2 separate regions of the Homo sapiens genome follow, and region 1 is linked to region 2. Evidence: read pairs that join two places in POLR2A ChIA-PET (ENCODE). Cell type or tissue: A673. All regions are shown on one strand. Each heading gives the region's core, and the rest is flanking DNA. Links, peaks and the distances in the headings are about the cores only.

What was found. ChIA-PET counts read pairs that join two places held together with the same protein. Peaks named below come from ENCODE experiments on the same cell type or tissue, not always from the same donor. Only the 100,000 strongest peaks of a DNase experiment are listed, where the experiment ranks them.
Region 1: POLR2A ChIA-PET joins it to region 2 with 7 read pairs; 1 of 35 experiments calls an interaction of 5 or more read pairs at or near these places.

What each region holds. Positions count from the first base shown.
Region 1 is chr17:60,432,031-60,447,278 of GRCh38, reverse strand. APPBP2 (amyloid beta precursor protein binding protein 2) reads left to right here. Exons shown (of 13, transcript NM_006380.5): 13 at 1-4,121. It also overlaps the pseudogene RPL12P38 and the pseudogene HMGN2P42. Among named protein-coding and RNA genes, the nearest start is that of CHCT1, 17 kb to the right of the region's middle. In A673, for the core only: no CTCF peak of the experiment used is centred there; no DNase peak of the experiment used is centred there; H3K27ac peaks cover 1,178 bases.
Region 2 is chr17:60,164,410-60,180,749 of GRCh38, reverse strand. It overlaps USP32 (ubiquitin specific peptidase 32), which reads left to right. Exons shown (of 34, transcript NM_032582.4): 33 at 113-205; 34 at 1,322-3,423. The coding sequence ends at 1,495. It also overlaps a transcript of CA4 not described here and the pseudogene FAM106DP. Among named protein-coding and RNA genes, the nearest start is that of CA4, 23 kb to the right of the region's middle. RefSeq lists an enhancer at 14,459-14,538. In A673, for the core only: a CTCF peak has its summit at 5,833 (motif pointing right); a DNase peak (open chromatin) is centred at 7,269.

The sequences.
Region 1 (15,248 bases), core at 60-8,059, 270 kb before region 2:
AAGAAAAAAAATACCCCTAAATAAAACTATTTAAGAGTTTAAAAGAGTTGCATTCTTATTATGTAAGGATGATTTTAACAACTTTTTAATATGTAATTCTTCCATGTGGAGGTATTCAATACTGTAGTGTAAAGAAATTTTATGCGGAAAATCTTTATATGCAGTATAGAAAAGTTAACACAAGTACTAATAAAAGAGGGACATCCCGACTTACGTTTTTCTACCTTGCCCAGATAAGTGGATACAACCACTCTATATTACAAGGAAAGGACTGTCAGATTCATCTGAACTGGACCAGTGTTGATCTGTAATGTAATAGAAAATCTGATAGACCAGCACTTCTGACTTTTTTTTTTTTGGTACAACAATGCAAGATGCTCTGATAGCATTTGCTAACAGGACCAGGAGGATCTAAAAAGGACCAGCCTAATGTAGAAGGTGGTTACTTGGACCAGAGGCTTTAGATTATTATTTTAGATCCTACATATACTTTTATCAGTAGAATGATTTCATTTAGATGTATAATGAAAAAGGATAATGCAAAAATTATGTAATAGATACCAAATTAGGGAAGTTTGGCAATTTCAATGGCATATTTTTAGTCAAGGTACACAGATGGCAGTGCCATAAGCAAGTCTATAAATATCGGCTGCAGCCATCCCCCTCATTTTAAATGTTGCCCTAATAATCAATGCAGTTAACAAGTATATTGGCTGTGTGTCATGAAATAGTTCATGTTCAGATGGAAATGTTAGGTTACTGTATGGTTTATGGAGATTAATGAAAATGAATGCCCAAAAATAAGTCTTAGAAAATCCTCCATTTTTATGGTAAATAGTAATACAACTAGGTCATTTCATTTGAAATCTAGGAGTCAAATGGAAAGATCCCCTAATAATACACCTATTTCACTAACTTGTCTTTCTGTTTATTGGGTTTTGATTTGATTTTTTGTAAGCCAGTCAGGTTATTTAATGATGAGGTAATAATCAAATTTAAGAATTTGTGACATGTAGCAATTCAAGAAACAAAAAGGTATTTTGCTGTTACCTCAATTCTTACTGTAGTAGCCCATCTGATGCTTCTATAGTTAAGAATCTGGGTTCCCCCCCTATTTTCAGGGGTTCATGACTTGGCTGTTAAAGATGTTGCTCCTAGCTAATGCTTGGAGTAGTCTGTGGGTGAATGGATGTGTGTTGAATTTTAGTTTTCTTTTAACATGCATGTTGGGTGAGAGGGGAAAAAAATCTAAGCTGTCTGCCACATTGAGTACAGAAAAGTTGTAGATTTCAAATTTTATTAATATTTTAAGCACTTTTTTGAACTTCCCAACCTTGTTTGAAGCTGTTATTTGCAGTCCTATTAGTTTTGAGCCATTGCATTTAAGTTCCCTAGGAGGGGGTTGGTTGGGGGATGTACTGAAAGAGATGAAGCAAACCCACACCCTAAGATGGTAACTGTGTGATTTAGAAACCTGAGTTTACTCCTCAAATCGAATTATTTTCTTTTTAAATTTTGGAAAGAGTAAATTGACGTACTTGCAGTTTATGAAGCTGCCCCCCACCCCTCAGTTAATTGCAGTCTAATGTCAAGAGGCACTTCTTTATTAATTACCAAATAGTCTTTGTGACCAAGGACTAACATTTTTAAGTTACTCAGCTCTATCCTCATGGGCCTATATATTTAATACCTCCAAAGATATTTTCAGGATAGGCTTTGTATACTTTTATTGGTTATTTAGAATCCAGTGGTATGTTTGTGGTATAGGAATGTCATGGTAAATTGTTTTTCAATAAATATTTTGAAACATGTTTCCATATGAAGTTTTTTTTTCAATCTGTATTTTTTGGTTTTGTGCACATACAGCATTTCCTAGGATAAAAATAAACAAATGACTTACAGCCTCATCCTCCCTAACTCCATTTGAACTCAACTTAGCTCACACTCAGTGATAAAACAACATGGTATGTAGAAGCCTAGGATCACAGGGTGATAATGTCAATTGGCAGCCAGTTGTGTTTTTTTGAAACATCATTATTGGCAGTTTCTCCTTATCACCACTGCTTTAATGTAGTTTTTTTGTAAATCCATATACTTTAATGCATACACTCTAGCTTAAGAAAACATTGCCATTTTGGTTAGGGATATGACTTAATGTGCTATTATTTCTGGTTCTAATGAAGAATAATACCCTATGACTTTAAGTGTAAGATTCATCCTTTAAGTAGGGATGTTTAGGATAAGTTAGATGTGTGCCACTATGATTTATTGGGTTTCTTAAAAATCTTGAAGAAAATAATAAAATTTATCTCACAATAAGTTAACTTGCGCAAACTTTTTACATATGGTGAGGTGCGTAAGGAAGCCCTGGCCAACTTAAAGATTTTTCTGGAGGTTCAGCAAAGTTATGTTAAATTAGGGGCCTTTGGTCTCATCCTTCTCTGACTCTTCTACCCAGTCTTTTCCTAAAGTTCGGTGCTACTCCAGTTGGGTGCATCAGGGAGCTCCGTCAGCACTCGCATGTGTCGCTCAGGTGGCCACTCATGCCTGCATTCCATTTAATAGAGTCAATTGGAATTTTTAGAGCATAATCTTTATGGATCCTCAAAGCTGACTTTGCCAAAGGGATTGAGACCCTTACTACCATCAAATCTCTGTCTCTGCTTGGTTAAAAATTGGCTCACTATTGCTTTGTAGTAACCCCTGCCCAGGTATTTTTTCACTTGTGAAAATAATTTGAGAAAGACCTTTGTTCCTAGCCTGTTGGGAAAAGTTTATAATTTTATGAAAATTAAGTACAGAGGCTGCGATCTTAGAAATAATGAAGGTGCCATTTGGCTGCTCCTTAATAGTGCAGACAGAAAACTGCAGTGAACACATGCCAAAACATGATTGAAGCCTTTGGCTGAAACTTTATACATAGAAATAATGATTTGCTCATAACAGGTATCATTAACTGCCACTTTTTATGTTTTCCCTAGAATTTGTAGCCTTGCTGCTTGCTTTTCTTCTGGGTGGCAAAGTTACTACTGGAAAAACACTATAAGTACAAAGTTTTTGGGGTTTTATCTTTGCTTTAGAAGTGGATGTGTACTTCACCTCTTGGCTGTGGAGGAACTTAGTTGCCAGGAAATTTTTTTTTTTTTTTTCAGACGGAGTTTCGCTCTTGTTGCCCAGGCTGGGAGGGCAATGGCACCGTCTTGGCTCACTGCAACCTCCGCCTCCCGGGTTCCAGCGATTCTCCTGCCTCAGCCTTCCGAGTAGCTGGGATTACAGGCTCCTGCCACCACGCCTGGCTAGGAAATTTTTTGTTGTTAATATGACATTTGGATTAATCTCCAGCTTCAACAGTACTTCTTTTGTCCATAAATCTCAGGAATGTTTTAGGCAGAAAACTGGTTTTACCCTGTTGATAATCAGAAGGAGTGTGCTTTAGGATTTATTGCATAATACTATTCTTTAATTGCAATCCTAGGTATCTATAGCATGAGTGGCCTTAGTGAGTTTGTTGAAGTGCACATGTTTTTCAAGAGTAAAATTTAAGATTAAAAATATATCCTATATATAGATATCTAGAAAACTTGGTTTGTGGTGCACAGTTAAGTGTTGGATCACTAAATAACCATTGCAGGTACCGTTTGTGTAACATTACTCATTTCTGTATATTCCTTTTATGGGAAGATATTTTGCCATGGTAACTAAAACTTTTCAGTTCTACTTTTATGATGTGAATGAATGCTACGTTTTATTAAATATTACCAGGTCAGTACTATTTTTATACTTTATTAAGCAACAGGGGATTTTAGTTTAATAGGCTCAAAATAAAAAGTTCTTAATGGAACAGTTAAAAACAAAACACTAACAATCTTTACGTGAAAATCCCCACTAATAGTGCCACAATAATTTCTATAGAAATATCTAAGGTCATTAAATAGATTTTTGAAGACGGTTCTTCATTGTGTCAGGATGACCTTTCATATCATTCTCACCAACTTGTAGTGCCCACCGTTATTTGTAACTATTAAACCATACTAAGTATGTTTGTAACCAGCATTGTGATATATTCTGTACTTGTATTGCTAAAAATGAATTATTGACCTAATAAATATAGTGTTCCTGCATTCATAGTGTATCTGTTTCCAATTTGGTTTTGATTGCTTTTGGTTGGGATTAAGCTTTGCAGACTGTTTTTATTAGAGAACAGTGTGAGAGAAACTGTTGGAACTAGAACAAAAGTGCTCTTGTTCAAGAAAATTAAGATGTGTGGCAGAGGAGGCGCATGGTAACATCTGGAGATTGTGCTGATGAAAAGCACTTGGAAAAAGACAAAGCACTGCATTAATGCAAAGGGATTTTTTAGTCTTTACAAAAGTATACCATTCTTTTAAGAATCCTCTCACTCTAAAGGCTGAAGATGAATGATGAGACCTGGTAAAGTTCTGCTGGAATAGTGAAGAAAAGCCTAGATTGGAGTTTCAGTTCCAGCTGTCTCTGAACTGGAAGATTCTGAGTTACGTCATTCCAGCCCTCTTTGTGTTTTATTTCCTCACATGAATAAGGGGGTAAAATCAGGTCTTTAAAAAACTTCACCATGAAACAGCATAAATCTGAAGGACTCAGAAACCAGTTGTAGGAAACGAAGCCATATTTTTAAAGATTAGGAAGAAAATATTGTAGACAAAATCCCACCATCACTTGGAATATAGTCAGCACCAGCTTCACTGCCTGCCACCTTCAGTGATACTGAATTTAAAAATGTTTCTTTTTACATCTCCATGACTGAACCTCTGAACATGCGATTTCGTCGTCCTTGTGGAATGCCATTTCCTGGATAGTGTTGCTCATCTGTCAAGCTCAAAGATCAAGGGAACCCTTCCCTTAAAGTTTGAGTTGCCACTTGGTATTAATGCAGCATTTTAGAGCTTTGTGAAAGCAATTACCATATGGCCATATAACTTACAGTGTTAAGACTCTTTCCAACTTGTAAACTTTGCTGATCTGTGTATTCAACATAGAGTTTATCCTGTGACAGATACTGTCCTGAGTGTGTTAGCAAACCACACTCAGTTACTTTAAGCGCACATTTCTATAGACAAATGCCCATTAGGATGGCTATTACAGAAAGTAAGTGTTGGCAAGGATGTGCAGAAATGAGAGCCCTTGTGCACTGTTGACAGGAATGTAAAATGCTGCATCTGCTGTGAAAAACTATCACCTGTGCTCAAAAAATTAAAAACAATTACTCTTATGATCCAGCAATTCAACTTCTGGGTATAGATCCAAAAGAATTGAAAGGGTCTTGAACAGATATTTATATACCCGTGTAGCAGCATTATTTGCAGTAGCCAAAAGCGAAAGCAACCTAAATGTCTTAACAATGCATGAACAGATAAATATGGCAGGCCAGGCGTGGTGGCTCATGTGTATTCCTAACTCTGGGAGGCAGGCCGACGCAGGAGGATTATTTGAGCCCAGGAGTTCGAGACCAGCCTGGGCAACAAGGTGAAATGCTGTCTCTACAAAAAATACAAAAAAATAATTAGCTGGGCGTGGTGGCACACACCTGTAGTCCCAGCTACTCAGGAGGCTGAGGTGGGAGGATTGCTTGAGCCCAGGAGGTTGAGGCTGAGTGAGCCGTGATCACACCACACTGCACTCCAGCCTGGGCAAGAGAATGAGAACCTGTTGATAAATACGGCATATACATACAGTGGGATATTATTCAGCCATAAGAATATACGAAATTCTGACATAAGCTATAATGTGGACAAACCTTGAAGACATTATGCTAAGTGAAATAAGACAGTCACAAAGAGTATGATACTATTAGATGATGCATCTAGAGTAGTCAAATTCATAGAAGCAGAAAGTAGGATAGTGATTGCCAGGAGCTGGGGATAGGGGAAAATGGGGAGTAGTTGCCTAATGCAGGGGTCCCCAACCCCCGGGGATCTGTGGCCTGTCAGGCACTGGGCCACGTGGCAGGAGGTGAGCAGTGGGTGGGTGAACGAGCAGAGCTTCTGTATTTACAGCCCATCCCCATCACTTGCCTGAGCTCCACCTCCTGTCAGATCAGTGGCAGCATTAGGTGAACCCTATTGTGAACTGCACGTGTGAGGGGTCTAGGTTATGCACTTCCTATGAGAATCTAATGCCTGATGATCTGTCACTGTCTCCCATCACCCCCAGATGGGACTGTCTAGTACAGGAAAACAAGCTCAGGGCTCCCACTGATTCTACATTATGGTGAGTTGTATAATTATTTCATTATATATTACAATGTAATAGTAATAGAAATAAAGTGCACAGTAAATGTAATATGCTTGAGGCCAGGCACAGTGGCTCACACCTGTAATCCCAGCACTCTAGAAGGCCAAGGCAGGCATATCACTTGAGCTCAGGAGTTCGAGACCTGAACATAGCAAAACCTCGTCTCTACCAAAAAATACAAAAAATTAGCTGGGTCTGGTGGTACATGCCTGTGGTCCCAGCTGCTCAGGAGGCTGAGGTGGGAGGGTTGCTTGAGCCTGGGAGGTTGAGGCTGCAGTGAGACGTGATTGTGCCACTGCACCCCAGCCCGGATGACACAGTGAGACCCTGTCTCAATTTTTTAAAAAAATTTAATGCATTTAAATCATCTCAAAAGCACCCCACCTCTCCCTGCTTCCGATCTGTGGAAAAACTGTCTTCCACAAAGCCAACCCCTGGTGACAAAAAGGTTGGGGACCACTGCACTAATGGATCTAGAGTTTGTGTTTTGTGTGATGCAAAAGTTCTGGAGATTGGTTTCACAACACTGTGAAAATTAATACTAGTGCATTTTACATATAAAATGGTTCAGACAGGGCTGGGCGCAGTGGCTCATGCCTGTAATCCCAGCACTCTGGGAGACTGAGGCGGGTTGATCACCTGAGATCAGGAGTTTGAGACCAGCCTGACCAACATGGTGAAACCCCATCTCTACTAAAAATACAAAAATTAGCCGGGTGTGGTGGCGGGCGCCTGTAGTCCCAGCTACTAGGGAGGCTGAGACAGGAGAATTGCTTGAACCCAGGATGCGGAGGTTGCAGTGAGCTGAGATTGTGCCACTGCACTCCAGCCTGGGTGACAGAGCAAGACTCCACCTAAAAAAAAAGAAAAAAAAAAAAAGATATATATATGTATTGTTCAGACAGTAAACTTTATGTGTATTTTATAACTATATATTATATATTTTATATATAATATATAGTTCAGACAATAAATTTTGTGTATTTTACAACTATATATATAATATATATTGTTCAGACAGTAAACTTTATGTGTATTTTACAATAATTTTTAAAAATCAGACTTCACTTTGCACAAGCAGTTAAATATGATGCATAAGTTTGAAAAAAATCTGTGAATGATCACTTCCAGAAAGTGCCTTGAAAAACCTCTAGTGTAATTTATTTTTGAATTAGAACTTTTGTGTAACAAGTGAAAGTTGATTTGCATTTAAATTCTTTCCAAGTACAGAATCAGGCTTTTTCATTCCTGCTGCTCTTTAAATAGTTTGAGTATTTTTCTTTCCTGTTACGTAATGACTGATTATTTCTCTCTATGAGCTAAGAATGACCCAGATGTTGCCTCCTGTTTCACTTAGCTATGAGGTGCGTGTTTCTGTTTTGTTTTTAGACAGGTTCTCACTGTTGCCCAGGCTGGTTTCAAACTCCTGGATTCAAGCAATCCTTCTGCCTCAGCCTCCTGAGTAGCTGGGATTACAGGCTTGAGCCACTGTGCCTGGCTCAAGAATAGTTATTTTTCATTTCTAAACGTTCTATTTTTTTTCAAGTCTGTATACTCTTTTCCTATCACATATTCTCATGCCTGTAATTCCAGCACTTTGGGAGGCCGAAGCAGGTGGATTGCTTGATGTCAGGAGTTTGAGACCAGCCTGGGCAACATGGCGAGAATCCGTGTCTACAAAAAAACATTTTTAAAGTTAGCCAGGCATGATGGTACATGCCTGTAGTCCCGGCTACTCAAGAGGCTGAGGCAGAAGGGTCACTTGAGCCCAGGAAATCGAGGCTGCAGTGAGCTATTATCATGTCACTGCACTTCAGGCTGGGTGACAGAGTGAGACCCTGTCTCAAAAAAAAAAAAAAAAAAAAAAAGGCTCGGCGCGGTGGATCACGTCTGTAATCCCAGCACTTTGGGAGACCGAGGCGGCCAGATCACGAGGTCAGGAGAGCGAAACCATCCTGGCTAACATGGCAAAACCCCGTCTCTACTAAAAATACAAAAAAATTAGCCAGGCATGGTGGCGGGCGCCTGTAGTCCCAGCTACTGGGGAGGCTGAGGCAGGAGAATGGCATGAACCCAGGAGGTGGAGCTTGCAGTGAGCCGAGATAGCACCACTGCACTCCAGCCTGGCGACAGAGCAAGACTCTGTCTCAAAAAAAAAAAAAAAAAAAAAAAAAGCAAATGTCTGTTTACAAAAACAAGAAAAATCAAAAAGACAGAGCCTTGTGTGTGGAGGAGTCAAAAAGCTTGGGCAGTCAGCATCTCAACTCAACTAAGTCAGCCCCTAAGCCCCTGTTTTCTTTTTCTTTCTTCTTCTTCTTGTTTTTTTTTTTTTTTTTTTTTGAGACAGAGTCTCGCTCCGTCACCCAGGCTACAGTGCAGTGGCACAATCTCGGGTCGCTGCAACCTCTGCCTCCTGGGTTCAAGCAATTCTCCTGCCTCAGCCTACTGAGTAGCTGGGATTACATGCACGCACCGCCAAGCCTGGCCAATTTTTGTATTTTTAGTACAGATGGGATTTTGCCGTGTTAGCTAGGCTGGTCTCGAACTACTGACCTCAAGTGATCCACCGACCTTGGTCTCCCAAAGTGCTGGGATTACACATCTGAGCCACCAAGCCTGGCCATAGCCTGTTTTCTTTGTAATGGGGAGAAGGAGTTTCCCTCACAAGTTTGACACAAAAATCCAGTGAGAATGGATGCAAAACTCTGCTATTTCTCTTCAGTTACATATATTTGTGATAATTATTATAAAGAGGAAACTTCGGGTGACTCCTGAGAGACTGGGGTGGGAGTGGGTCAGGCAGTAGTTAGTCACTACATTCGCGGTTAGGAGCCTCTTCCATTTAAAACTCGAAACCACCATCAGAGTGAACAGGCAACCTACAGAATGGGAGAAAATTTTTGCAACCTACTCATCTGACAAAGGGCTAATAGCCAGAATCTACAATGAACTCAAACAAATTTACAAGAAAAAAACAAACAACCCCATCAAAAAGTAGGCAAAGGATATGAACGGACACTTCTCAAAAGAAGACATTTATGCAGCCAAAAAACACATGAAAAAATGCTCATCATCACTGGCCATCAGAGAAATGCAAATCAAAACCACAATGAGATACCATCTCACACCAGTTAGAATGGCGATCATTAAAAAGTCAGGAAACAGCTGGGCACGGTGGCTCAAGCCTGTAATCCCAGCACTTTGGGAGGCCGAGGCGGGTGGATCACGAGGTCATGAGATTGAGACCATCCTGGCTAACACGGTGAAACCCCGTCTCTACTAAAAATACAAAAATTAGCCGGGCACCATTGGGCGCCTGTAGTCCCAGCTACTCTGGAGGCTGAGGCAGGAGAATGGCGTGAACCCGGGAGGCGGAGCTTGCAGTGAGCCAAGATTGCGCCACTGCACTCCAGCCTGGGTGACAGAGACTCCGTCTCAAAAAAAAAAAACAAAAAAAACTGAAAGTAAAACTTTAGGGAAAGTACCCTTTATTCTCTAAGGAAAAGGACCCTTCTCGAAGGCTCCGATAGTGAGGCACTTTCTCTAGGATGAGCCTCACCCCTAAGGCAGCATAGGCCAAGGTATGATTTGGGGATTTCCACCAAGGCTCCCCACTTCCCAATAGCCTCTCCAACAACCTGTTTCTGGTGTTCCCAAGTCCACCATTATACTTTTGGGTAGAGATACTTTTAAAAAATAAAAATTCTAGAAGAAGTAATACATTTTGGTTAGGCGCAGTGGCTAATGCCTGTAATCCCAGCACTTTGGGAGGCTGAGGTGGGCGGATCACCTGAGGTCAAGAGTTCGAGACCAGCCTGGACAACATGGTGAAACCCCATCTCTACTAAAAATACAAAAATTAGCTGGGCGTGGTGGCGGGCGCCTGTAATCCCAGCAACTCTGGAGATAGGGCAGGAGAATCGCTTGAACCCGGGAGGCAGAGGTTGTGGTGAGTGGAGATTGCACCACTACACTCCAACCTGGGTGACAGAGTGAGACTGTCTTAAAAAAAAAAAAGAAGAAGAAGAAGGAGAAGAAGTAATACATTTTAGTCTTGAGGGTTATTTCTATCTTGTGAGAAATGAGTGTGTGGGCCAAGAGTAGGTGAAACATATGTCGTTGGTATGTAGGAAGTGCGCTGGCCTGGGGGACCTCAGGTCTGAGTTGTCGTTCCAGTTCTGCCATTGACTTCCTGCACAACCTTGGAGAAGTCGCCTTTCTTCTTGGGCCTCTGTTTTCCCCTCTGAACGAGGAGGTGGTTGGTCAGAATTCTCTGTTTTGGGTTGGTTCATTCATTAAAAGTTTGCTAAGTACCTATTATATGTTGAATACTATTGTAATTGCTTTGGATACAGCAATGAACAGGACAGACAAAAATCTCTAACCCTGTGGAACTTACATTCTAAGGGAAGAAGACAGTTAATAAACAAGAAATACAATAATTGACCGGGTGTGGTGGCTCACGCCTGTAATCTCAGCACTTTGGTAGGCGGAGGCCAGCGGAGTTTGAGACCAGCCTGGACAACATGGTGAAACCCCGTCTCTACTGAAAATACAAAAAAATTAGCCAGGCTTGGTGGCGCGCTCCTGTAAGCCCAGCTACCTGGGAGGCTGAGGCAGGAGAATCGCTTGAACCCGGGAGGCGGAGGTTGCAGTGAGCCGAGACTGCGCCATTGCACTCCAGCCTGGGCGACAGAGCGAGATTCCGTCTAAGGAAAAAAGAAAGAAAGAAAGCTTCAAAACCAAGCCTCACTTGTTGTCCATTTTTGCCTTTATGCGTCCCGATTGTTCTCAAGGTTGATAAACGAACCCCTGGCTCCCTTCTCTCATCTTCATCTTTTGCACACGCTGGTTTGCACATGTTGGTTGAAAGAACAAGGCTGTAGTGTCTCACAATTCCTCTAGGTGGCAGTGCTGCCTTGACTACTGGGGATACTTCGTGTTTTTGGACTGTTCCCAAAACAGCCACATTTCTGAAATCTCTTAGGAGTAGAAAACATTGGAAAGCCCATAGTCATCATGGACACCCTCCAGCCCGGCTTCCCTTCTCTCTGAAATCCTCCCTGCTTTGACAAAACTGTCAGGGTCTAGCCAAGCCAGGCTGGCCCCAGGCCTATGCCTTGGCCGTCTCATCTTGCCACTTCCAGGAGGCGATGACTCTAAGGAGGAAAGAAATGGCGCTTCCTCCCCGCTTCCCCCATTCATGCTTCCCTGAACTCCTTCTTCGAGACTAGATTGATATTCATTTTAGCCTTGTCAGTCTATGACGATACTTACTTCTGAACACAAATCGAGGGAGGGAGGGAGAAGAGTCACACACATCTGCCCTGGCCTCTCCTGCTCCAGGGCAGCCCTGCACCCTATATGCTGCTGCCTCAGGCAGAGCCCTGGAAAATATGTCATTTGTGTTTTTGGGGAATGTTTGGACCTACTTACCCTCCTGGAAATGATAAAAGTTCACAAAATTTGGAGGAAGAAGAGGCGAGAACGATCCCCGAACCGAGCAAAGCCCGCGCGCCGCTGCATCCTGCGCCCAGTGCCTACGTCTCAATGCCATCGTCGCCGCCACCATGACCAAGAGAAAGGCTGAAGGGGATGCTAAAGGAGATAAAGCCAAGACGAAGGACGAACCACAGAAAAGATCCGCGAGGTTGTCTGCTAAACCTGCTTTTCCAAAGCCGGAGCCCAAGCCTAAAATGGCCCCTGCAAAGAAGGGAGAGAAGGTACCCAAAGGGAAAAAGGGAAAAGCTGATGCTGGCAAGGAGGGAATAGCCCTGCAGAAAATGAAGATGCCAAAACAGATCAGGCACAGAAAGCTGAAGGTGCTGGAGATGCCAAGTGAAGTGTGTGCATTTTTGATAACTGTGTACATCTGGTGACTATACAGTTTGAAATACTATTTTTTATCAAGATTTATAAAAATGCAGAATTTTATTTTACTTTTTTTTTTTAAGCTACGTTGTTAGCACACAGAACACTTCATTGTTGTTTTTAGGGGAAGGGGCATACGTCACTAATAGAATGACTCCGAAGCTGGATTGATATGGGGAAAACACCTTTCCCTTCTAGTTTTTAGAGACTTCCTTTTGGCTCCCAGGAGGAGGGATTCCCTGGCTTTGATACACATGGCCACCTTGGCACAAAAGGCTTGCGGTATGGAAAAACAAATTTATTTTTATGTCCTCTTCTCCCTTTCCATCTTTCAGCATAGACTTAACTCCCTTAAGCCCAGACGTCTGTTGGGACCTGACCCCTAGTCATTGGTTACCAGTGTCAGGCAATCTGGACTTTCCAGATGCCACTGAGATGGCACCTGTCAAAAGAGCAGTGGTTCCATTTCTAGATTGTGAATCTTCAGATAAATTCTGCCATTTTCATTTCACTTCCTGAAAGTCAAGGTTGGTTTGTGAAAAGTTAACAGCATGCTGAATGTGAAATATCAACCCTCACTCTAAACTTTCCCTGTTCAGAGCATCAGATGAAGACTTCATTGGGTTTTATACTGGCTTTCTTTTTGGTAGTCCACTGAAGAATCCAGGGAGTTTGAAAGTTGTTGTATACTGTTAATGATTGTCTGCCCATGTCCTGCCTGAAATACCATGACTGTTTATGGAAAGTATCTTTAATAAAGCTGGATACAGTTTGGCTTGGAAAAAAAAAGTTCACAAAATTTGCAGCCTGACAATGCAATAGAAAAAGAAAAACTCGCTCTTGGCTTTCGGCTTGGAGGAGGCCAAGGTGCAACTTTCTTCGGTTGTCCCGAATCCGGGTTCATCTGACACCAGCCGCCTCCACCATGCCGCCAAAGTTCGACCCCAACGAGATCAAAGTCATATACCTGAGGTGCACCGGAGATGCCACTTCTGCCCTGGCCCCCAAGATCGGCCCCCTGGGTCTGTCTCCAAAAAACGTTGGTGGTGACATTGCCAAGGCAACGGGTGACTGGAAGGGCCTGAGGATTACAGTGAAACTGACCATTCAGAACAGACAGGCCCAGATTGAGGTGGTGCCTTCTGCCTCTGCCCTGATCATCAAAGCCCTCAAGGAACCACCAGAGACAGAAAGAAACAGAAAAACATTAAACACAGTGGGAATATCACTTTTGATGAGATCGTCAACCTTGCTCGACAGATGGAGCACCGATCCTTAGCCAGAGAACTCTCTGGAACCATTAAAGAGATCCTGGGGACTGCCCAGTCTCTGTGGGTTGTAATGTTGATGGCCGCCACCCTCATGACATCATAGATGACATCAACAGTGGTGCTGTGGAATGCCCAGCTAGTTAAGCACAAAGGAAAATATTTCAATAAAGGATCATTTGACAACTAGTGAAAAAAAAAGAAAAAGAAAAAGAAAAACTCATTTTCTGGGGAGAAATTCAAGCTGGCAGCAGAAATTGGCATAAGTAAGGAGGAGCCAAATGCTAATCCCCAAGACAATGGGGAAAATGTCTCCAGGGCATGTCAGAGACCTTCTTGGAAGCCCCTCCCATCACAGGCCCAGAGGTCTAGAAGGGAAAAAATGTTTTCCTGGGCCAGGTCCAGGGCTCACCTGCTGTGTGCAGGCTCAGGATTTGGTGCCCTGCATCCCAGCTGCTCCAGCATGGCTAGAAGGGTACAGCTTGGGCCATAGATTCAGAAGGTGCAAGCCACAAACTTTGGCAGCTTCCACATGGTGTTGAGCCTGTGGATGCACAGAAGTCAAGAATTGAGGTTTGGGAACCTCCACTTAGATTTCAGAGGATGAATGGAAATGCTTGAATGTCCAGGCAGAGGTATGCTGTAGGGGTGGAGCCCTCATGGAGAACCTTTCCTAGGGCAGTATGGAAGGAAAATGTAAGGTAGGAGACTCCACACAGAGTTCCCACTGGGGCACTGCCTGGTGGAGCTGTCAGATGAGGCCCACTGCCCTCCAGACCCCAGAATGGTAGATCCACCAACAGCTCACCATGTGCCTGGAAAAGCTGCAGACACTCAATGCCTGTGAAAGCAGCCAGGAGTGGGGCTGTATCCTGCAAAGCCACAGGGCTGGAGCTGCCCAAGACCATGGGAACCTATCTGTTGCATCAGCATGACCTCAGTGTGAGACATGGAGTCAAAAGAGATCATTTTGGAACTTTAATATTTGACTGCCCTGTTGGATTTTGGACTTGTATGGGACCTGTAGTCTCTTCATTTTGCCCAATTTCTCCCGTTTGGAATGGGTGTATTTACCCAATGCCTGCAACCCCATTGTGTCTAGGAAGTTACTAACTTGGCTTTTGATTTTACAGGTTCATAGGCGGAAGGGACTTGCCTTGTCTCAGATGAGATGTTGGACTTGAACTTTTGGGTTAATGCTGAAATGAATTAAAACTTTGGGGAACTGTTGTGAACGCATGATTGGTTTTAAAATGTGAGGATATGAGATTTGGGAAGGGCCGGGGCGGTATGGTATGGTTTGGCTCTGTGTCCCCACCCAAATCTCACCTCTAATTGTAATAATACCCACATGTTGTGGGAGGGACCAAGTGGGAGGTAACTGAATCATGAGGGTGGGTTTTTTTCCATGCTGTTCTCATAAGTCTCATGAGATCTCATGGTTTTATAAAGGGGAGTTCTCCTGTACACACTCTCTTGCCTGCTGCCATGTAAGATGTGACTTTGCTCCTCATTTGCCTTCTGCCATGACTGTGAGGCCTCCCCAGCCACGTGGAACTGAGTCAATTAAACCTCTTTCCTTTATAAATTACCCAGTCTCAGGTATGTCTTTATTAGCAGTGCGAGAAAAGACTGACACATGGGCTCAAGCGATTCTCCCACCTTAGCCTCCCAAATAGCTGGGACTACAGGTGTGCGTCACTATGAACAGCTAATTTTTTTGTAGAGATGGGGTTTTCCCATATCGCCCTGGCTAGTCTGGAACTCCTGAGCTCAAACAAACCTCCACCTCAGCCTCCCAGAGTGCTGGGATTACAGGCATGAGGCACCATGCCCGGA
Region 2 (16,340 bases), core at 3,465-11,464:
TCACCTACTGATCATTTACATGATCAGTGTTCTCCTGCTCAGATCCTAGTGCTATACCCTGGCCATAGTACAGTTAACTGCTAACATACCTCCACTCTCTTATCTCTTACAGTGCCATTCAGGAATTCTGGGTGGGGGCCATTACGTCACTTATGCCAAAAACCCAAACTGCAAGTGGTACTGTTACAATGACAGCAGCTGTAAGGTAAACATTCTCAGTCTTTGAATGAAAGTTAGAAACAGAATATCAACAGAACTGGGGAACATTTGTTGAAATAATGGACTATCTCTTGAATAGGAAATAGATATTTCTGTTAGAATCAATATATAGATGCTGTCAGTATTAAAGGAACAAAAGTTATATGCAGAGTAGGGAATGAAAACATGAGTAGTGAGGAAAAATAAAGAGTTAGTTGACTGGGTGCAGTGGCTCATGCCTGTAATCCCAGCACCTTGGGAGGCTGAGGCAGGCTTAGGAGGTGGATCACTTGATGTCAGGAGTTCAAGACCAGACTGGCCAACATGGTGAAACCCCATCTCTACTAAAAATACAAAAATTAGTTGGGCGTGTTGGCGCGTGCCTCTAATCCCAGCTACTCGGGAGGCTGAGGCAGGAGAATGGCTTAAACCTGGGAGGTGGAGGTTGCAGTGAGCCAAGACTGCGCCACTGCACTCCAGCCTGGGCAACAGAGCAAGACTCTGTCTCAAGAAAAAAAAAAAACAGGAGTTAGTTAATGCAAAAACTCCTATCTTCTAGACTGTTAGAATTTGATGGGGTTGGGCCGAACACGGTGGCTCACGCCTGTAATCCCAGCACTTTGGGAGGCCAAGGCAGGCGGATCATGAGGTCAGGAGATCGAGACCATCCTGGCTAATATGGTGAAACCCCGCCTTTACTAAAAGTACAAAAAATTAGCCAGGCGTGGTGGCACGCACCTGTAGTCCCAGCTACTCGGGAGGCTGAGGCAGCAGAATCGCTTGAACCCAGGAGGCAGAGGTTGCAGTGAGCTGAGATCGCACCAGTGCACACCAGCCTGGTGACAGAGCGAGACTCCATCTCAAAAAAATAAATAAATAGAATTTGATGAGGTTTTAGGTCATTCTTTTTTGACTTGTCTATGGTCAAAATATTTTCCCCAAAGCAAACATTGGAAATAATGGGGCTCATCTTAAAGGGGCAGGTGTGAGACAGCCAAACTAGTGAGCTTATTGGAAGCAATCAGGTTTAGTAATTACAGAGGGTTGGTCTTCCCTTTCCTGGCAAGGATTTAGAGCCATAGTAGTGATGGCTTTTTGTTAAAGGTTTTTCTTGCCCTTTCAGGAACTTCACCCGGATGAAATTGACACCGACTCTGCCTACATTCTTTTCTATGAGCAGCAGGGGATAGACTATGCACAATTTCTGCCAAAGACTGATGGCAAAAAGATGGCAGACACAAGCAGTATGGATGAAGACTTTGAGTCTGATTACAAAAAGTACTGTGTGTTACAGTAAAGCTACCACTCTGGCTGCTAGACAGCTTGGCGGTGAGGGAGATGACTCCTTGTAGCTGACATTTGGCAAAAGCGTCACTGAAAGGCAAGCTAAATGTAGTTATTTTATCCTGTGGCCCTGAAGCACAAAATAAAAATTCTAATTAAAATAGTTAACTTTAAGAGTAGTAATCATTTTATTTTGAAGTCTCATACAAGCTCTCCGATAGAGAACTTTCAGGCAGATCCCACCATTAGCCTGTAAACAAAAGGTTTGGCACCAGCCACCTGGGACCAAATAAGAATTCAATTGTGCTTGTCCAGATATGAACAAATATGTAGTGAGTATAGAGTTTACCATAATCATAACAAATATTAAAGATTTCCTTGGAGTCAGAGTAAAAAACAAACAATTATAATGTTGTCTAGGGACGACATGATATGCTACCTCCTTTTTCCTGAAGTTTTATTCCATTATATTGACAAGATGGAGAAAGCAAGATCACGAAGGTGTGCAAATGATTCTTAAGGCATGGACGAGGATTTTTCAATTTATTTTTTAAACTGTTTCCATACCCTTTCTTTGTCTTTCTTGCTTTTTGTTTTTGCCGTTGTATTTATGTTTGAGACACAACCAGTCATTGGTGGCAGGGGCATATAGTGGTCAGTCTGAAAGGGAGGCTCTCTTAAGAGCTGTGTGCCTTCCACCCAGAGCCTTGTGGGAGACCCAGTAGAAAGAAACAGCATCCTGGGAAATCCAGCTACCATGGCCCTCCCAGTGGAGGCATCTTACATTTAGGATACTTCAAGTATCCTCAGAAATGTATTCTGCACCCCCGGCCCCACCCATGCTGAGGGAAGGGGAGCAGTTGCCAATATTTGCACCATCTTCACATGCACCTGTTGCAACAAGAGCTTCTGGGAAGGTAAGTGGCATTGGAGCTAGATCACGTTTCACAATTAGTGGTTGTTCTTTTCTGTGTTTGTCTTGCACTTTAAAAAAGAGAGAACACATGCAAATGAACTTGCTTGTGTGTATTTGATGGCTCTAAGGGCTATAAATTACAAACAAAACACATCCCAGACATTAGGAGTTCATAAGTGTATTTAATGAAATTGGTGGTTTTAGGAAGTCAACTTTAGTTTTGCTTTGTTTGCATGTCCACTAATTTTTTTATTTTGATATTTGTCTTTTTTTTAAATTTTACAGTAGTCATCGAAAGTTATGTTTCTTTGCTTACTTCATTTTTTTCTCTAATCAAGACTGGAACAAAAGTATAAATATTATTTATTTCAGGTAGCATTTTTTTCGTGTAGTTTTTTAATATATACTTGAAGGAAATGTTTCACCTTATTTTTGGTCTTTGTTTATTCATTTAGACCCTGCAAGTTGATTCTCATTAATTGTCAGATTCCACTACCCTTTCTTCCTCATAGATAGTAATTACCAATGTAACTAAGTATTTGTGTTCTGATATCTGAGGCCAGTAACTATTAATATCTAGTTCTCAGAGCATTTGGAAAGGTTATCTTAAATGGCTACCTAAATTGAAATCCTTTTCAGAAAAAATATAATTGCAAGTAGGTAGGACTGGCCTAAATTGTCTAATGTAATAAAGTCAGACAAAATGCATACTTTATAGTTTCAAGATTTTCAGTATATAAAATCTGTCCATTCCCATTAAAAAGTGGAAGATTTTAAATAATTTCTTTACAGATGTTTTATTTAAGCAGGTAGCTCAATCTACTAATGTTGTTTGATCTGTGTTTGTTATACTGGTTGTAATTAATTTTTTTAATTCATGAACTAGCAGAAAATTTATTAAATTAACTATTAACTACATTCACCTTGTAAATTACTGTATAAAACTTGTTGACAATGCACTGACTTTAGAAAGATGTTAATGTACATAAATAGAGTGTAAATAAAATAGTGTTGATGTACCGAAATATGAACTGTATAAAAAGTATTGGTAATTGTATATGGGGTGTACCTGTTTATCTGTAACTAGTATACAAACAAATTAAATACTGTGGATGCCTCCATGTGCCGTTTTTCCTCATACAAGTAAACACAGAAAGACAAATTCTTCAGCCTCCCTCTCTGTGATCCTGTTTTAATTCTCCTACTTGAATAATTTCTTTCTGACTTACAGAGGGGATGCTTCATCTCTGAGGTTGGAAACTCTGTAGAGCAGGATTCCCAAACTCCTGGGCTACAGACCAGTACCATCTGTGGCCTGTTAGGAACTGGGCTGCACAGCAGGAGGTGAGCGGCAAGCTGTATTTAGAGCCGCTCCCCCTTGCTCCCATTACCACCTGAGCTCTGCCTCTGTTAGATCAGCAGCGGCATGCCATTCTCACAGGAGAACGAACCCTATTGTGAACTGTGCCTGCTAGCAATCTAGGTTGTGTGCTCCTTATGAGAATCTAATGCCTGATGATTTGAGGTGGAGCAGTTTTATCCTGAAACCACTCCCCCCATCCCCCAGTCCGTGGAAAAATTGTCTTCCACAACACCAGTCCCTGGTGCCAAAAAGGTTGGCAACCACTGATGTAGAGTGTAGAACAAGATCCCTCCAGTGACCAGGTGACTTTAAACATGGCTCACATCCCTTTTAGAAAGTTATGGCAGGGAAGCAAGTAGAGAGCAGGTGGTAAACTGAGGATTGGTGCCTACATTGGTACCTACAGTGGGTCCTACGGTCATTTTTGTGCAGATCAGGAGATGAGGTGAAGAGAAGGAAAGCTCATTTGCATAATGCCTTGAAATGACCCTAGGTTTCTAGGGAGCACCGAGAAACCAGAGATGTCCCTAGTCGTCTGTCTGGGAGATCCAAGGAGACAGTTGGCAGTGTTGAGAAGAGATGAAGGTGACAGCTGTAGGTCCTTCACCCTCAGCTTCTATTTGTTCACCTATAAAATTAAAATACCGAACACTCAGGCTTGTAAGAATTAAATGAAGGACACAAATGCCTGGCACAGTTGCTTGGTAAGTGCTCAATCCAACGATACTCAATCCTATTTTACAAAGAGGGTTTTTTTTGTTTGTTTTGTTGTTTGTTTTTTTACCTCCTTGCTATTCTGATGCTAAAAGAGTTTAATAGTCCTCTGTTCACATTTTCCAAAAACGAGAATACACATTAAAAATGCATAAAATGGACCAGGCGCAGTGGCTCACGCCTGTAATCCCAGCACTTTGGAAGGCCAAAGCAGGTGGATCACCTAAGGTTGAGAGTTCAAGACCAGCCTGACCAACATGGAGAAACCCCGTCTCTACTAAAAATACAAAATTAGCCGGGCGTGGTGGTACATGCCTGTAATCCCAGCTACTTGGGAGGCTGAGGCAGGAGAATTGCTTGAACCCGGGAGGCAGAGGCTGCAGTGAGCTGAGATCACGCCATTGCACTCCAGCCTGGGAAACGAGCGAAACTCCGTCTCAAAAAAAAAAAAAAAATGTATAAAATGAAACATGTTCAATCAGCAGCAGTGGCAGCTTGTTTAAGGAAAGGAACAAACAGAAAATTAATACAGAAAGTCAAAAAATGAAGCACAACTCTTTTAAGTGCCAGTCTGTTTTTAGGTTTCCTTTTTTTTTTTTTTTTTTTGAGACGGAGTTTCACTCTGTCGCCCAGGCTGGAGTGCAGTGGCGCAATCTCGGCTCACTGCAAACTCCAACTCCTAGGTTCACACTTTTTTTTTTTTTTAAATAGAGACAGGGTCTCTGTTGCCCAGGCTGGAATGCAGTGAGGTAATCATGGCTCACTGCAGCCTCAACCTCCCAGGCTCAAGCAATCCTCCCACCTCAGCCTCCCCAGTAGCTGGGACCACAGATGTGCGCCACCACACCCAGCTAATTTTTGTATTTTTTGTAGAGATGGGGTTTCACCATGTTGCCCAGGCTGGTCTCGAACTCCTCGGCTTAAGCTATCTGCCCACCTCAGCTTCCCAAAGTGCAGGGATTACAAGTGTGAGCTGCCATGGCTGGCCAAGGCTGTCTTTTAAAAAGCTAAAAATGGGCTGGTTCAAGACCAGTCTGAGCAATATGGTGAGACCTCATTTCTACTAAAAAAAAAAAAAAAAAAAATCAGCTGGGTGTGGTGGCCCATGCCTGTAGTCATCCCAGCTACTCGGGAGGCTGAGGTGGGAGGATCGCTCGAACCCAGAAGGTTGAGGTTGCCTTGATTGTGCCACTGCATTCCAGCCTGGGTGACAGTGAGACCTTGTCTCAAAAAGCCTCGGAAGGACTGGCCTAGGGAGATGGGCAAGCATTTTGTTTCTAGTTTCTGAATGGCCCTATGCGTTGAGAGAGGTCTTCGGCCTCCCAGCCTCCCTGGCTGAAGGTGGTGAGTCTGCATGGAGTCTCTCCACCACTTGGTGGCATTGCTCACAGTGACTTCTTACTTCTAAACACCATTGAATTGGAGCAAGTAGATGATTTGCCACATTTTTCCCAGCTAGTTTGGAGGCTGAGTACAGAATTTTACTGGGACACACCAGAATGTGTAAGTTGGGGAGTGGCGATCCCAGTTTCTCTTGATAATGTACCAACGGCTTCCTTAGTATTGAAATCACAAAGACAGAAATGCACACACCTCTATGATCAGAGATCCATACAGGAGAGAGCAACAAAAAGAGGCCTTTTAAGTTTGCCAGACTTCCTGACCAGTGGGAAGCAAGAGAGTAGATAAGTGTGCAGCAGTCACAAACCCAGGCCTATAAGAACCTGGTTGGGAATAGAATGTAAGAGAATGGGGAGCGATGGGGACTCTAGTGTGTTCTAGGCACATGCCCATCTAAAGGCTCCATGTGACTGTTGTCCTGCAGGAATGTGGGCCCCAGTGTTCACCAAACCTTTTGTTTTGTTTTGTTTTTCCCATGAAGAGAAGCCAGAAACCCAGATATTAATACAAAGTATCCAGTTTAGAAGTGTTGGTAAATTTTTTTAACTTTGAACATTGTGCTGCCCAAAGAAGGTATCTGCAAGCCAGGTACAAACCAGCAGTTCATGCCCTCTGGTGAGCAGAAAGGTCATAGACTTTGAGCCCATTATGTCGGAGGTCACATTCTAGTTCTGCTGTTGCAACAGCTGTAAACGAAAGTTTTCAGATTTCTAACGCCCAGTGAAAATACCACTTCATTTCCAAAGGTTATTAAAAGGAATAGATCATGTATGTAAGTAGGCACAGAGCTTGCCACCTATTAGGTACTCAAAAGCATTCTTCCCTCACTTAAGGAAACAATACAGGCATAATATAACAATAATGTTATGTTCAAGTTCATTATCAGGAGGCATACACCCAAACAATAGGGGAGTGAGCACCTACCACGTACAGAGCTCTCTGCTAGTTTCTCTGGGGGCAACAGTTCCCAACCTGGCAATTCATCGGCATCATCGGAATCAGCCAGCAGCTTGTTGGATATGCTGAGTCCAGAGTCCTGCCCATATTACACCTAATGTTCTGTGCCTATTACACCCAGATTTATGAGATCCTCCTCTCCCATGCAGTCCAAGAATCTGCATTCTAATAAGTTCCTCAGAGGAAGCTCTTTCACAGCCAGTTTGCACTGGTCTGTGGGTTGGTCATTTATGGAAACCACTGCTCCAGGGAATGAATCATTATTTCCAGTCTCATTAGGGAAAGATGATATGCATATGCACACATGTAAGGAGTGACAGTAATTAGCCAAAAGCTCTGTAGACATAATTGCCTCTGATGAAGTGCTGACTGATGACATCAGACACTAGGCTATTGACAGTGTACCCCAGGGAAATGCAAAAGGGAAGCGAACTGCCTCATAAAGTGAGATTAGGATTACTGGGTCAGAAATGTGGAGAGGGTGATTCAGATGGACAAAGGAGCAGAGGCAGGATTCAAGTGATGCGTTTCAGAGGCAGTGCAGCCTGTTTGTGCTGAGTGGAAGGTGCATGAGGAACATAGTAGACTGTAACAGGAAGGCAGGAGCTGTGAAGGCCTTTGAAGGTCAGGCCAGTTGTAATAAAAGTATTTCACATTGTCAGGTATCTTGGGATAGTTGCCAAACATTTTTCTATGGTTTGTATAAATACATATCCATTTTATTTATGTATTTATTTATTTTAGTTTTTTTGTTTGTTTGTTTGTTTGTTTTTGAGACGGAGTTTCGCTCTTGTTGCCCAGGCTGGAGTGCAATGGAGCGATCCCAGCTCACTACAACCTCCGCCTCTCAGGTTCAAGCAATTCTCCTGCCTCAGCCTCCTGAGTAGCTGGGATTACAGGCATGAGCCACCACACCCAGCTAATTTTGTATTTTTAGTAGAGATGGGGTTTCTCCATGTTGGTCAGGCTCGTCTTGAACTCCCAGCCTCAGGTGATCCACCCACCTCGGCCTCCCAAAGTGCTGGGATTACAGGCGTGAGCCACTGTGCCCGGCCTATTTTAGTTTTTTTTTGAGACGGAGTTTCACTCTTGTCGCCCAGGCTGGAGTGAAGTGGCACTATCTCGGCTCACTGAAACCTCCACCTCCCGGATTCAAGTGATTCTCCTGCCTCAGCCTGCCAAGTAGTTGGGATTGCAGCCGCACGCCACCACACCTGGCTAATTTTTGTATTTTCAGTAGAGACGGGTTTTCACCATGTTGGCCAGGCTGGTCTCGAATTCCTGACCTCAGGTGATCCACCCGCCTCAGCCTCCCAAAGTGCTGGGAATACAGGTGTGAGCCACCACACGGCACATATGTATCTATTTTAGACCATTTTATTATAAACATAAGTTCTGTTTGCTGTAATTTCTCTCTTTTTCATATTCACAATCCACTTTGGCTGGAATTTCTCTTGATAACAAACTTTAGACCTTACCAACAAGCCCAAGAGGAACTCACAGATGGGTGCTAGGCTTGAAATGCCCCAAGAAGACTGAAGGAAGTGGAGGAGGAAGAAAAAAGGAGGCAGAAGGGGGAAAACCTAGAAGAGCTCTGGACAGGGAGGAGGCATGCCAGAGAGAGGAGCCCAGTCACAGCTGAGTGCAGCCCAGGAAGGAAAAATGTGCCTGGTTGGAGGAGTTGTCCAAGGACCTTGGGGATAAGGGGACGGGGCTTCTCTGCTGATCTGATGGTTTTTTCAGTACCACCCTTCAGTTATCTGTAGCAGGATCCTCTGCTGCTGATGGCCAAACCTCAGTGCCCACTGGGATTACAAACTGGGGAGGAAGAGGGGGACTTCCACATTAGGGATCAGCAGGGAGCCTCCAGAATGGAGTAGGAGATACCTACGGCCATCATCAGAGGCTGCCGCAGCCCCAGGTTCAGAGCAGTCATCTTAGCTGATGCCATGGAAAGCAGTAGACCAGAAGTCCAGTCCGCAGTGTTTGCTCAGCACTTGGCAGAATTGTATGACCTTGGGGGTCACTTGCCTTGTCCGCGCCTCGGTTCCCCCTGTGAATATTGAGCGAGTTGCATTAGGTCAGTTGTCTTCAGCTTTTATTTTGAAACAACATTGAGACCCGACCCTTTCTTCCAGCCATTCCAGCCACATTTACCTGAAGGACCCATAGCTAAAGCAGATGAGGTTGGAGTTACTCCGGTTGAAGTGACAGTGGGGGGTGTAGTGCTGCCTGGGCAACCGCTGTGGATTGGATGTCTGCTAAAGCACCTGTCACCTCTAAGCATTCAGAAAGCCAAGCACACAGTGCTCCAGTAGGGTCTGAGGAGCTCCCAGAGAATTGTCTCCAGCAAGAGGAGTTGACAGTGCTCCCAGGAGAACACTCTCATTTGGTCTGCTAGAAATCATGGCCACAGGGTGGGCCTTTTCAAAGGCCATTTTGCTACTCAGTATACTGGGTAGCCAGCTAGAGTGAAGAAGCCACAGGGAGTGCCCGGAGCAGTCAGCCTGCTGCCTGGCCTCTGTTCCCTGGACATCCATAGGGAGCAGCCCCAGGGCCTGTGGCCTTTCATTGTTGTGCCAGCTGGAGAAAGTTACTGCTGCCAATCCTTGTTTGCAGAGCTCTCTGCAGCACAGAGCTGCAAATAAACATCCTCTCACTTGGGGAGGGATGGGGGAAAGGAGAGGGCTAAATCATCCAAAACACGTTCATTGAGTATCTACCACTTAGCTTAAAGGATAGTCCTGAGCTTGGAACCAGAAGAAACGCTGGAGATGGGCTTAGACATTTACTGGACTTCTATCTGCCAAACCCCATGCTATGCATGTTTCACTCGTGATTCGTAAATGCTCACCACAGCTCTATGAGGGATGCATGATCACCCTTTTTTCTAGATCAGGAAGCTGAGGCTCAATCAGGTTAAGTCACTTGCCTGTGGTGTCACACAGATGGAACATTTCTGAGCAGGATTCAAACCCAGGTTCATCCAGCTGCTTCTTTACCACCCTACCTCCCCCTGAACTGGAGTCTGTGATCCACCACTTAGCAACTCCTGGCACAACGGTAGTCACCCTGAGCCTCAGTGGGCTCATCTTTGACAAGGGATCAGGGTACCATGACCATAGCTACCTGAGAGGCTTGTAATAAGCCCTGAATAAGAAAGTGAGTGTGGAACCCTTTACAACCAAGGACACTTGTGCAAATGCAGTGTGTTGTTACGTAAGGAGAGGAAGTGGGTGTCCCCAAAGCAGCTCCTCCTCCTCTTCCTGGAAGATGATGTAAATAAAGAGTCATGCAGGCCTCTTGATGGAGAGTGATGTCTTAGGTTTGTTCTATTCGCTTCTGATGGCCCAGGGACCTTAGCAGCTGGATAGAAAGAAGAATTGAGGGGGATTAGATGGGGAGATAGGACCAGGGAGAGAGAAAGGATTCTGGATTGAGTCAAGCAAAGACTGTAGTTCCAAACTGGACTTTGGAGTATCTGATAGTATCTTATCAGAGATTTAACATGGGTGTGATCATTTCAGAGGTGGGATGGGAAGGACAGGAGTCCAATATGCTATTGTTGTAAAGGCGGCCACCAGCCACAGCAGCCATGAGAATCTCGTGCTCCCCACTGGCCCCCTGCCAGACCGGGCTACCTGACTATGCTTCATCCACTGAGGACAATGCCTTCTCCCTTAAACTGGGGCCTTTTCCTTCCTGGCCTTTCCTGGGAAAGGAGAGAACAATTGAGTCTGATCATTTATCCTCAGCTGTTTATGCCCCAGTAGCGTGGGCTTTAAACCAAATACCACATGTCCATCTGGACACCATGGCAGGCTCATCACGTGGCCGACACACTCCCTAGCTGCCTGCCCCGCTCCTGCATTCATTCAACCCTGACTCTGCAGCGTTCCAGAGCAGCCCATTGTTTTTTCCCCTGGGATTAAGAGCCCAACTCTGGTTTTCTCATCTCTCCTCTGGATGGTAGTGGAAATGTTAGGCCTCAATCCAAAACTGATATGTATTCAGAAAAAAAGAAAGAGAAAGAGAAACCAGTCAGGCCTAATTTGAACTGGGGAAATAGCCAGTGTAAATTTGGAGGAAAATTCAAACTCCATAGCTGACTTGAAAATTGTCAGCATTGGCCGGGGGCAGTGGCTCACGCCTGTAATCCCAGCACTGTGGGAGGCTGAGGCAGGTGGATCACGAGGTCAGGAGATTGAGACCATCCTGGCTAACATGGTGAAACCCCATCTCTACTAAAAATACAAAAAAATCAGCTGAGCATGGTGGCGCATGCCCGTAGTCCCAGATACTTGGGAGGCTGAGGCAGGAGAATTACTTGAACCCAGGAGGCAGAGGTTGCAGTGAGCCGAGATTGAGCCACTGCACTCCAGCCTGGTGACAGAGCAAGACTCCATCTTAAAAAAAATAAAAAAGTCAGCCTCCAGGGCCTGTACCCACCCAGATGGTACCCCCTTGGGAGGGGGCAGCATCAGCACCATGCCTGCAGAGGCTTAGGTGTAATTGTGTTTACGTTGATAGTTTATGCCTGTCTGGAGCATAGGCCAGCTCCGGCCCCACTCCCTGAAGCATCACCAAATTCCAAGCAGTAGTATCTCCATGAATCTGCGAATCTGCTGTTGCTGCTGCTGCTGCTGCTGCTGCTTTTTTTTTTTTTGAGACAGAGGGAGTCTCTCTCTGTTGCCCAGGCTGGAGTGCAGTGGCATGATCTCAACTCACTGCAACCTCCGCCTCCCAGGCTCAAGAGATTCTCCTGCCTCAGCCTCCCAAGTAGCTGGAATTACAGGCATGCACCACCATGCCCGGCTAATTTTTATATTTTTAGTAGAGATGGGGTTTCACCATGTTGGCCAGGCTGGCCCCAAACTCCTGACTTCAGGTGATCTGCCCACCTTGGCCTCCCAAACTGCTGGGATTACAGGCGCGAGTCACCGTGCCTGGTTGTGAATCTGCTTCCACACTGGCTGTGTTTTCCTGGTTATAGCAGCCTCAGGCTCAGTGAAAGGTCACTCGCTGTAATGACTCAGGTTTCATTGGTTCTCCTTTATCCCCCTGCAAAGACCCACTCTCCCTCAAAGTACTGATGGCAGCCTCCAGAGGGTATCTCAAGTGTGCTCTTCAACTAGTCCTTTCAGCTGCCACGTGGTGTCCTCTGAGAGGGACCACCCGATCTTCTGGGCACCCCTCACCCAACGTGACCACTGCCTCTAGGCATTGCCTCCCAGGCAGGACACCAGGGGCCAGAGTTGCTCACTGCTCCCTTCACACTCCACGAAGGCTTTCCCAAAGCAGAGCTGTTCGTATTTCCACAAAATCACCTTCCCCACCTCCCCACCGAAAAAAAAAAAAGAAATCACCCTTCCCCACCCCCTCCCAAAAAAATCACCCTTCCCCACCTGCCCCCCCAAAAAAAGAAATCACCCTTCCCCACCTGCCCCCCCAAAAAAAGAAATCACCCTTCCCCACCTGCCCCCCACAAAAAAAGAAATCACCCTTCCCCACCTGCCCCCCCCAAAAAAAGAAATCACCCTTCCCCACCTGCCCCCCCCAAAAAAAGAAATCACCCTTCTTCACCTCCCCCCCAAAAAATAAAAAGAAATCACCCTTCCCCACTTCCTCCCACCAAAAAAAGAAATCACCCTTCCCCACCTCCTCCTCCCCCCCGAAAAAAAGAAATCACCCTTCCCCACGCCCCCCCAAAAAATAAAAAGAAATTACCCTTCCCTTTTCCACATGCGGCTTCCATTCTCCTTATGCCCCTGGTGTGAGTCCCAGAGGCTGAGTGGTTGCCACACTGAACTCAGAGTCCCTCCTCCCCTACATCTCTACATCTCTACATCTCTACATCTCTGAAGCTTCACTTGGACCCAGCTTGTCATACCCAACCCTATTCCCTTAAGAGAGGTGTCTCGCAGGAGGCCACTGAGGCAGTAGACCCAGGCAAGTCTGTCCTGTCATGTTGTAAGCAGCTCCTGATGTGGCTTGACCTCAGGGGCTAAACGAGGATACACAGCTTCATCTAGAGTAGAATGAACCCCGATTCAATAGCCTCATGGAGACTGGGGACAGACCAGGCAGCAGAATGGAGGTGCAAAGCCACCTAGGGCTCAAGGACTGGGAAGACACATGGAGCTAGGGAATAGCAGAATCTGAGAATCAAGCACCTTGTACACCCAGATCCCACATGTGGAAACCGCTGTTCAAGCTGTAATGATACCAGGTTGACTGTGTCAGCCCCTGAAGGAAAGCTGGCATAAATAGAGCCTGGAAAACCAGGCTTATCTTTGCCCAATGGGCAAGGTAAATATTTAGTCCCAGCCCTGGAATGGTGCCTGGTAGTTCCATTCTTTGCTATCATTTTTCCTTTTATTCACTCGTGCTGCAAACATTTGCCACCTGCCCTCCCTCTCTGTGGCCAGCCTTGGCCTGGGCACTTCGATGCTCTGATGACTAAGACGTGATTCCCCATTCTTTTCCTCAGGGACTCTTGCTGGGGGAGCAGACAAGGAGCAGAGATCAGGTCAGGCCTCACAGGCTGGGTCTTGGCTAGCACGTAGACTTCACAAGAGGAAGCAAGACTGCGGGGAGTGGTGGGGGAGAGCGCTCCAGGGCTAGGGTCAGCACACATCCCAGCGTCCTTGACTGGCCTGGCGATTTCTGCACCCATGCTTCCCTGTAAGCGTCCATGTAGAAACACAGAACAAGAAACACTTGGAGGCCAGCAGCACTCAGTATAAGGGAAGCAGCAAGGACTGCTGGGTTTGCAGATCTGGGTTCAATTCCCCATTTTGTCATTCATTCGCTGGCAAGGGACAAGTTCCTTTACCTCTCAATTTTCTTCAGAAAAGCAGTACAATGTAGCAATTGTAAGTGTGCGGACTCAAGTATCAGAATTTCTGGGTTCAAATCTCAGCTCTATTTGTTTTTTGGGGGGTTTTCTTTTTGTTTTTTGAGATGGAGTCCTGCTTTGTCACCCAGGCTGGAGTACGTTGGCACCATCTCAGTTCACTGCAACCTCCACCTCCCAGGTTTAAGCAATTCTCCTGCCTCAGCCTCCAGAGTAGCTGGGATTACAGGCACATGCCACCATGCCCAGCTAATCTTTGTATTTTTAGTAGAGACAGGGTTTCGCCATGTGGCCAGGCTGGTCTCGAACTCCTGACCTCAGGTGATCCGCCCCCCCCTTGGCCTCCCAAAGTGCTGGGATTACAGGCATGAGCCACCGCACCTGGCCAAATCTCAGCTCTATTTGTTAGCCTTATGTCCTGTGTATTTCGTTTCCTCATCTGAAAATGAAGAAAATAGACATACTCATCTCTGACTGTTATTCTAAGGATTAAGTGCTATATAAAGCACAGCAAATAATTTTGCCAGATGCAATAGAAATTAGTTTCTTGAGGAATGTGTCAATATCTAGCAATTTTACATAGGCATTTACCCTTTGAACCAGAAACTTCACTTATAGAAATCTATCCTAAAGACACACAGTCAAAAATTCAAGACGGGCATGGTGGTTCATGGCTGTAATCCTAGCACTTTAGGAGACAGAGGAGAGAGGATTGCCTGAGCTCAGGAGTTTAAGACCAGCCTGGCTAAATGGCGAAACCCCGTGTCTACTAAAAATACAGAAAGTTAGCCCGGCATGGTGGCAGGTGCCTGTAATCCCAGCTACTTGGGAGGCTGAGTCAGCGAGGAGGAAATCTACAGGCAGATGGGCCTCCAATGCCCTCCCAGCTGCCCTGCCCACAGGAAGCCCAACACCAGAATCACACAGGAGGGAAAACCCCTTGATCAGTCTGTTATCAGTTACTAGAAGGTGTGCCCCATTAGGGAGGGAGGTGACCGGGAGGAGGAAGGAGTGGCAGCAGGCCTGGGCTGTCAGTCTCTTTCTCTTGCCCACCCTTCTCTCTTGGCTTCAGTCTTCCTCTTATAAGTGGGATGGAGGTAGGGTCACCAGACCTAGTAAATAAAAGTACAAGACAACCAGTTAAATTTAAATTTCAGGTAAATAACAAATAATGCTCTGGTGTAACTATGTCCCATGTAATTTAGGGATATACTAAAAAAAAAAAAAAAGAGATTTGTTATTTATCTGACATTCAGATGTAACTGGGCAGCCTGTATTTTGTCTAGGTGAACCCATCTAGACAAAACTGAAGCCAAGGGTGGGGACAGGGGCAGGCACTCATCCTGTGCTGGGGGAGCCTGCAGCAACTCTACACAGGATAGGCTTGTGGGAGGCAGAGCCAGGGACAGAGCCAGAAGCAGAGAGATGGACATGTGTGTAATCCCACGGCTCCTGGGGAAGGGGGAGAGGAAGCGTTAGAGGAAAATGAAATGGGAAATTGGTCCCCAACCCGATCAATCCCCACAGTGAGAAAGCAGGAGGAGCCCTGGCCGAGAGCCCCTTCTTTCAGGGATGTGGGCTCAGCCTGACTCTGAACTCTGCACCTGCTACCCCCTAAGGCAGGACATAAGAACTGCAGGGCAGTCCTGGGGCTCAGAGGGCCCCCTTTTCTCCCTCTGATGCTCTGGGTGACCTTAGACAATTCTAGGTGAAGGTCAGGCTGGGAGATCTTCCTCTGTAAACTGTTCTGTGTACGGTTGGGACAGAGTGCTGAGGGATGTCCCTAAGTGTCTGGGCAGAGAGGTGGCCCCTTGAAGGGTCTTAAGTTTTCTCCCTTGGATAGGAAAGAACTGCCACCAACCACAGATCAGAGTTCATTATGCATCACTCTGCATAATTCCAGCCTCCGCCCAGTGTTCCCTACTCCCCACCTGTGGGTCTTGCCTGTCCTTCATTGCCCTCTCCAATAAAAAGAATCATCATAATAATTATAAATTATTGAATATCTCCTCTTGTCCCGGCATCTTGTTTCATCTTGACAACAAGCCCATGAGGTAAATGCTGTCATCACCCCCATTTCACAGATGAGGAAACTGAGGCTCAGAAAAATGAATTAAACTACCAAGGGCACCTAGAGAGTCAGCAATGGAGGGGGATTCCACCCCAGGCCGGTGTGAGTCTGGGCTGCATGCCCGGATGTTTCTGCATTCCTCTCTTGGCTTCTGTGTCGTAAACCTGGTGCTCCTGTGCCTGCTGTGTCTGCCTGCCCTACAGTTGGGAGTCTCGGAGGAAGAGCCCAGACTAGGATTTTCCTCCCTAAATCCTCTGTCCCTGGCACAGAGGAAATAATAGTGTTTGTTGAAAGATTAAGGCCGGGCATGGTGGCTCATGCCTATAATCCCAGCACTTTGGGAGGCCGAGGCAGGTGGATCACCTGAGGTCAGGAGTTCGAGACCAGCTTGGCCAACATAGCAAAACCCCATCTCTACTAAAAATATGAAAAAAATTAGCTGCATGGTGGCATGCGCCTGTAGTACCAGCTACTCGAAAGGCTGAGGCAGGAGAATCACTTGAACTCAGGAGGCAGAGGTTGCAGTGAGCCGAAAACGTGCCACTGCACTCCAGTCTGGGCAACAGAGTGAGACTGTATA